Regions from separate parts of the Mus musculus genome. Here region 1 is linked to region 2. Evidence: chromatin contacts called from ENCODE POLR2A ChIA-PET data. All regions are on one chromosome and are shown on one strand. Each heading gives the region's core, a stretch centred on a gene start or an enhancer-like site at or near the end of the contact. The rest is flanking DNA. Distances are from core to core; before and after follow the strand shown. Region 1 holds the start of Sccpdh (saccharopine dehydrogenase (putative)). Region 2 holds the start of Tfb2m (transcription factor B2, mitochondrial).

Evidence for each region. ChIA-PET counts read pairs that join two places held with the same protein, here RNA polymerase II (POLR2A).
Region 1: POLR2A ChIA-PET joins it to region 2 with 14 read pairs in Patski. The contact joins the promoter of Sccpdh here to the promoter of Tfb2m in region 2. POLR2A ChIA-PET finds 5 or more read pairs at or near these places in 2 of 5 experiments (Patski and embryonic stem cell).

Annotation. Positions count from the first base shown.
Region 1 is chr1:179,666,297-179,669,789 of GRCm38, reverse strand. It overlaps Sccpdh (saccharopine dehydrogenase (putative)), which reads right to left and starts at 1,559. Exons shown (of 12, transcript NM_178653.3): 1 at 1,245-1,559. The coding sequence starts at 1,434.
Region 2 is chr1:179,544,843-179,548,281 of GRCm38, reverse strand. Tfb2m (transcription factor B2, mitochondrial) reads left to right here and starts at 2,006. Exons shown (of 8, transcript NM_008249.5): 1 at 2,006-2,460; 2 at 3,296-3,384. The coding sequence starts at 2,151. It overlaps Cnst (consortin, connexin sorting protein), which reads right to left and starts at 1,753. Exons shown (of 11, transcript NM_146105.3): 1 at 1,666-1,753.

The DNA.
Region 1 (3,493 bases), core at 310-2,809, 120 kb before region 2:
ATCATAATCTAAGCATCTGTGTTTTCCGATGATCTTAGACAACCCCTATGAAACAGTCATTCGACCTTCAAGGGGTCTGCAATCCACAGGTCTCTGAGAACCACTGCTATACTCTCACTGAGGGAAAATAAAAGGAACAATGTATTTTAATAATGGCCTGTTTTCCAGAAAACAATAAATGTCCAAAACTTCTCTGTCAAGGTTCTGTGTGTTAGCAATGGCAGCACAAAACAAAAGGCTGTGTTCCCTTGCCCTGACAAGGCTCAGTGTGGAACCATAAAACTGAATAGAAAGAATGAAGAACAAGTATGACTTGTCCTGGGTGGAGATTTAGTTGCCAAACTCCAAGGCTATGGGGTTCTAAGTCGGGTGCTTCCCCAAAGCAAAAAGGTTGGGTGTGTGTGTGTGTGTGTGTGTGTACACGCAAGAGCACCCACGTGTCCCTCCTCACTCCCATGTGTGCATCACAACACTTAGGACAAGGCCTAGCATGGAAAATACTACTCAATCAACATGTTGACTAGAAGCTGAAAGAATAAGTAAACATCCAAAACTTAAAAAGAAAAAAAAAATTCCCACATTTTTATTAAGAATAAGACGACTGGAGTGGAGGGTGGGGGTGCGAAGAGGCAAGGGCATCAGTATGTCCAGGTCAGCCCACACTGCCTCAAGCAATTAAAGTGAGAACTGCAGGCGGATTTCGACAAGCAAAAACACAAACTGAAAACCAGAAAAACACACACACACAAAAAAGCAAGCAGCTAGCGGGGTAACTCAGAAGCACGGTGTATATGCTTACCACGTTCAGAAGTGCTGAGCTAAATCCGTATCACCAAGCCACAAAAATAGGTGCACTATAATATTGCTAGTACAACTCAGCTTTCTTAATTGTCCCCAAGAGACAAACTACAATGGACCTCCAAGAAATCCGTGTCTTATTTCCCTTTCCCACAAGTACAAGAACCCTTCAAACCCATCAGAACAACAGAGATGGACAGAGGAGCCACTGAAGTTCTGAACTCTCTCTCGACAGTGGAGATCCCCAAATTGGGAGGGAGAGAAAAGCCTTTTCTTCTTTTTTTCCTTTAATTTAGGAGCGGAACAAGGCCCGGCCCGGCTCGGCCAGGCGAGGCGTCCGGTCCTCCCGCAGGGCTCGATGCAGGCGCACGCTAGGGAGACGCCCCTCGGCGACCTGCGCCCAGCCCGGCCCGGCCCTGCCCACCCCGGCGACCCCGCCGTGTTACCCAGTTTCTGGGCAGCCTTCTCCAGCACTTGCTGCAGCTTCTCCTTGGAGCGACCCGCCACGGCCCAGGGCAGGCGGGAGCTCTGCTCCGAGGCTATCTGCTCCCGGGCCACCTCCTCCGTCACGAACTGGCCGGTGAAGCCAGAGGCGCCGAACACCACCAGGTGGAAAGGCCTCTGCTCCGTCGCCATGACGAGTCCACAGCGAGCTGCAGCCCGGGGCGGGCTGAGTCCACCGCGCCTGCGCCTCAGGCCGGGACCCCAGTACCGGGCGCAGCAACCGCCGCTGTCCTGGCCGCCGTCGGCGCGGCTACAGCGCCCGGCTCCCTTCGGCCCACGCGCGGGCCACGCCCACAGCCACGCCCACGCCTCCTCGCGACCAAGCTGCTGCGCCGCATCCCGGGCCACCGGCCGGTGCCGCGCCGCCACATCCGGCTCGGGCTGCACGTCCGCTTCGGTGGCTGACAGGAGCGGCCGACGGCCCATTGCTGCCCGCCGCCCGGCTACCCGCATCAATCTGGCCACCCGAATCATCGCGTCCTCTTGGTTCCCCTGAAGCAGAACCAGGGCGGGCCGGTTCTTCCCGCTTCTCTGGGGGGATTGCGAAAAGAGACGGCCGGGGGGTCGCCCACGCCGAGAACTGGAGCTTGGAAGTCGGTGGCGGAGGAGAAGCTTATTAGCAATAAGGAACGCTGGTGACCCGAGCTGAGAGCATTGGACTGACTGTCTGTCATCCAGCCTTTCTGATGGTGTCAGAGACCATTGCTTTGGGCTAGGCTTCCTTTAAAAAAATTTTTTAAATTATTTTTAAGTTTGTTTATGCGTCTGTATGTCTTGTCTGTGCACACGCCCGTGCCACAGGAGCCAGGGGACAACTAGTCTAGGGATCAAATGTCAGGATCAGCAGTAAGCACTTGTGCCTACTGAGCTATTCTCGGAGCTGCTACAGACCAAACCTAATCGTGTTCGTTGAGACTTATTGTAGAAAGCAGAATGTCCATGGGGGTGGGTACAGCAGCTAGGCCAGGGTATTTAGATGACCACTATCCCATGAAGCCTCTCATTTGCCTTAGTGATTTTTTTTTTTTTTTTCTGTAAATATCACTTGACTTGAATTCCGTTCTGGATTTCTTAGACCCAGCTCTGGTTTTCAGGGCTGCCCAAATTGCTGATTATTGTTGAGCGTTGTTTGTTTGTTTGTTTTCCTTTGTCTTAAGCTTGCTTAAAGTTTTGTTGTTGCTTTTGTTTCCAGACAGCTTCTCTGTGGCCTCAGAATCTGGGTCCTCCAGTGTCAGTCTCCTGAGTCTTTGAATTACAAGCCTTCCACCCCACTTCCCACCCCACTCCTTTTCTTTTGTTTTTTTGAGACAGTGTTTCTCTTTGTTAACTCTGGTGGCTGTCCTGGGACTCTCTTGGTAGACTAGGCCAGCCTCCAGCTCAGATCCACCAGCCTCTGCCTCCTGAGCACTGGACCAGCTTCCCCTGCTGTTTTTTGTTGTTGTTGTTTTGTTTTGTTTTGTTTTTAATGCTCTAGTTGGTTTTCTCTCACGATCAAGAAATTCTTGGGGAATGAAGAGATGGCTCCACAGTTAAGCACACTAGATGCTCTTCCAGAGAACTCAGGTTCGATTCCTAGCACCCACAAGGCAACTTACAGCCTTCTGTAACTCCAGTTCCAGGGGATCTGGTACTCTCTTCTGGCTTCCTCTGGTACCGGGTACTTACATGATGCACAGAAGTACACACAGGCAAAACACACACACACAAAACCAAACAAAAAGAAAATATCTGATAAATTAACTTGCAAAGAAGAAGAAGTTTGCTTAGGTTTGCAGTTTGTGTATTTTCAGTCTTTAGTCAGATGTGCCTGTTGCTTTGGGTCTCTGGGCCTCTGGTAGTCTTTCTGGATGCCGGTGACTGGACTTCAAGGCAGAGAAAATTACTCTTATGTGCATTGGTGTGAGAGGATCAGGTGCTGGAGTTACAGACAGTTGTGAGCTGCCATGTGGGTGCTGGGAATTGAACCTGGGTCCTTTGGAAGAACAACCAGTAGCCCTTAACCACTGAGCCATCTCTCCAGCCCCCACAAACTACTCTTTTCATGGCCATGAAACAAAAGTAGAAGGGGCTGATGGCTCCTACATTCTCCCCTGTAGGCATCTCCCCAGTGATTTAAGGACTTCATATTAGCCCCCACCAAAGCTTCCACTACCTCTAAACTGCAGTTTCCCAGAACCTCAGGGTCCAGACC
Region 2 (3,439 bases), core at 757-3,256:
CAAAGCCCAGGCTTTGACCCCTAACAAAGAAGGACAATGATAAATATAACTTTCCTAACGCCAACCACTCAAAAGGAAAATAAACCCTGCCCCAAGTTTCCTTGGACTGAGTAGGCTGTGGTCCACAGGCATTGTGAAATTTTTAAAAATGGTGCTAGGTCTGGAATTCAGGGCCTTATACGTGCGAAGTGGTCTACCACTGAGCTACAATCCCCTTGCCTTAAGAGGCTTATTTTAAAAATGAAAAACTCAAGAATATACTGGGTAAGTAAATTTTGTTATTGCTCTGATATTTTTTAAAAATCATTCTGAGGGAGGGACTGGGAGGAGAGGAGGCAGGGGAGGCAAGGATCGTGAGGTAAAGTTAATTAATTATTTAATTAATAAAAATTATAAAAATCATTCTGCCATATTCAATTGTTAAAATATAGCTCTGGGGAGGGGTGCAAGTCTAGAATCCTTCTGAGTTTATCAAAATGCCAATGGGGGGGGGTCACCTTTGCTTTTTTTCTTTTCCTGAGACATGGTTTCACTATATCCTAAACTAGCCCTGAACTCTATGCATCCCAGGCTGGCCTCCAACTGGTGGGTAATCAGCCTCCTGAATGCCAGGAGCACAGACTTTTACCACCATGCCTGGGAAGAATAATTTCAATAAAGAAAGGATGTTAAAAAACAAAACAAAAACTTAACAAAATCAAGATCAGTGAACAACAGTTAATAGCTTCTGCAGTGTACTAACTTACCATGCAAAAAAGGCCATCTTCAGGTGTCAATTCTTTCCGCCCTAGAGTTTCATTAGCTAAGGGCAATCTTGAGGCTACTTGGCAGGTGACACATTCCTGAGAAACTCTTTCCTTGTGCATTTATATGCCAAGCTCAATTATGCTGCCAGCAGAGTAAGCAGAAAGGATTGTACATATTTTAAACTAAGAAGTTGATTGGCCGCAGCTTCCAGCCTTGATGGAAGGGATAATGGGCAAAGCTTTGAGTACGATCCCCAAACACCGAAATCACTCTCAAAGAAAAGGATCTTCTAACACTGCCAAAATTCCCATTAGAGTATCCTATTTTTAGTCTTTGCAATCGGCCTTTTAAATTGCATTCTACGGTACAATGTGCTTAACTAAGTTTACACAGAGAATAAGGAAGCTTCCTAAGGCTTTAATCCTTTTAAACATGGGAAGGAATTTTAAGCTTTCAAATATTAAAATTTTTCAGCCTGAAATTTCAGTCTTGCAAACATGCATATTAAAAAGAAAAGGTAAATCTTGGCCCACAGGGAGGGAAAGAAGGGAGGCACTCGGCGGTTCCTGACAACCAAAGAGGTAGCTGTGGAGGGGAAAGAAGGTATATGGGGGCAAATAAAAGCTACCCGCAGGGAAGCTGGCACAGGCGACGGGCCACCGAACAGAGACACCGACGCGGAGTAGAAGCTGCCGGGTCCCCGGGGAGGGGAGCGCGCGCGGAGAAATTGGCGCGACGCGCGACAACCGCGTACCCGCAGAAAAGCGGGGAAAACAGGAGATCCGAGAGGGGGCGGATGCGAGAGGGACCCGCTGCAACTCCGGGGAGGACAGCGCCCGGGGAGGAGCCAGCGACTCCCCACAGCTCGGCGGTCGCCGCCAGCCGGCTGATCCCCTGCAGCCGGGCTGCTGGTCTTACCTGGGCATCCGAGGCAATGCAAGGGCTACCGCCGGGCGCCGGGTCTGTTTCCAGCCCCGCGCGCTGACATGGCGGCCGACGAGCTGTCACACCGCCGGCTCGGGTCTCCCGCGGCACTGGAGGATCGGACACCTCTAGCCTTCCCGCCCCGCCTCCCTCTGCGCAACCCTCCCGGCTGGCGGCCGGACCGAGGAGCATAGAGTGCGAGACCGCGGCTAGAGAGGAAGTGCGGAGGGCGGGCGACCATAGAGTTCCAGCACGGACACACCCGGAGAGTCCACGCACAGGAGCCTGGGGGCGGAGCCTAGGCGGAAGCGGAAGCGAGTGAGCAAAGGACTGAGGCTAGGTCGTTCGCATGCGCCATTCGTAATGTTTACTTCCGCCCGGCCTAGTGTGGTGGTGAAATGTGTGCACGTGTGATGGGGTGCTCTGCGTTCTTCGCAGAGGCTACCTTAACTGGTGTTTGAGGTGGACTTTAGAGGAGGATGAGGGGACCGGCGATGCGGCTTCCCCCGCGGATCGCGCTGTCAGCGTTGGCCCGCGGCCCATCTTGCATTCTAGGGTCCGGAGCGGCGACGCGGAAGGACTGGCAAACGAGGAACCGCCGCGGCTTCTCTGACTTCAATATAGAGCCGTTGCCTGATTCTGATTTGGAGGAGTCGTCCCCGTGGACATCCAGGAATCGATCGGAGCCTACGCGTCACATAGCATGTAAGAAAGCGGCCAGGAACCTGGTACGGGACCTGCTGGAGCACCAAAACCCATCCCGTCAAATTATACTAGAGTGCAATCCAGGTGAGTTGAACAGAAGCTTTGCCCTTAGCGTTTACGTGCCCAATATCCTAAATTAGTGTTTGTTTATTGTGTATGCGCGCGTGTTTAGGTCAGAAGACGACTTAGCGAGAGTCAGTTCTCGCCCTACACTTGTGATCTCAATGATTGAAACGAAGTGTTCAGGCTTTACGCCAACCGCCATTGCCCTCTGAGCGTTCTCATTGACCCTGAATTGTATTTTTTTCTTTCTTAAGCATCACTTCTTACTGACAGTCATTTCGTTTAGACTTGACAGTAATTTTTATGGCTAAACATTCAAATAGTCCGTGAGTAAGAGGTAGTCGCAATCTTACATACTATCTTATATACTTGTTTTTCTTCTAGGAAATAGTGACATTTGTTAGGACAGTAAGTGTTGCTGTCACTGACAGACAGAAGGCTGTACAGCTTACCTGTTGAGATGTTGTGGGTTCAAGGTAACTGCCTAATCATAGTTTTCTATATGCAAAAAGAATGTTATCTGGAAACATTGTGTCGTTGAAGCTTGTGTAAAGTCGACTTTGAAAGTGACTGTGGCCGGATGCAATGGCACACACCTTTAATCCCAGCAAGAGGCAGACTGATCTGTGAGTTGGAGGCCATCGAGGTCTACAGAGTGAATTCCAGGACAGCCAGAGCTACACAGTGAGATCCTGTCTTAAAAATAGAGGAAGAGAAAGACACACACACACACACACAGAGAGAGAGAGAGAGAGAGAGACAGACAGACAGACAGACAGACAGATAGAAATGGAGAGACAGAATCAGACAGTATGTTGTTTATTTTGCAAATAAAGTTTTTCTGTTAATATACCAGGTCCTGGAATCCTGACTGGGGCATTACTTAAAGCTGGTGCCAGAGTGGTTGCCTTTGAAAGTGAAAAGACTTTTATTCCACATTTGGAGGTATATTTTTATGTTCCTAAAGTAATATATCTATAAAGACTAGGACCTGTTGAGT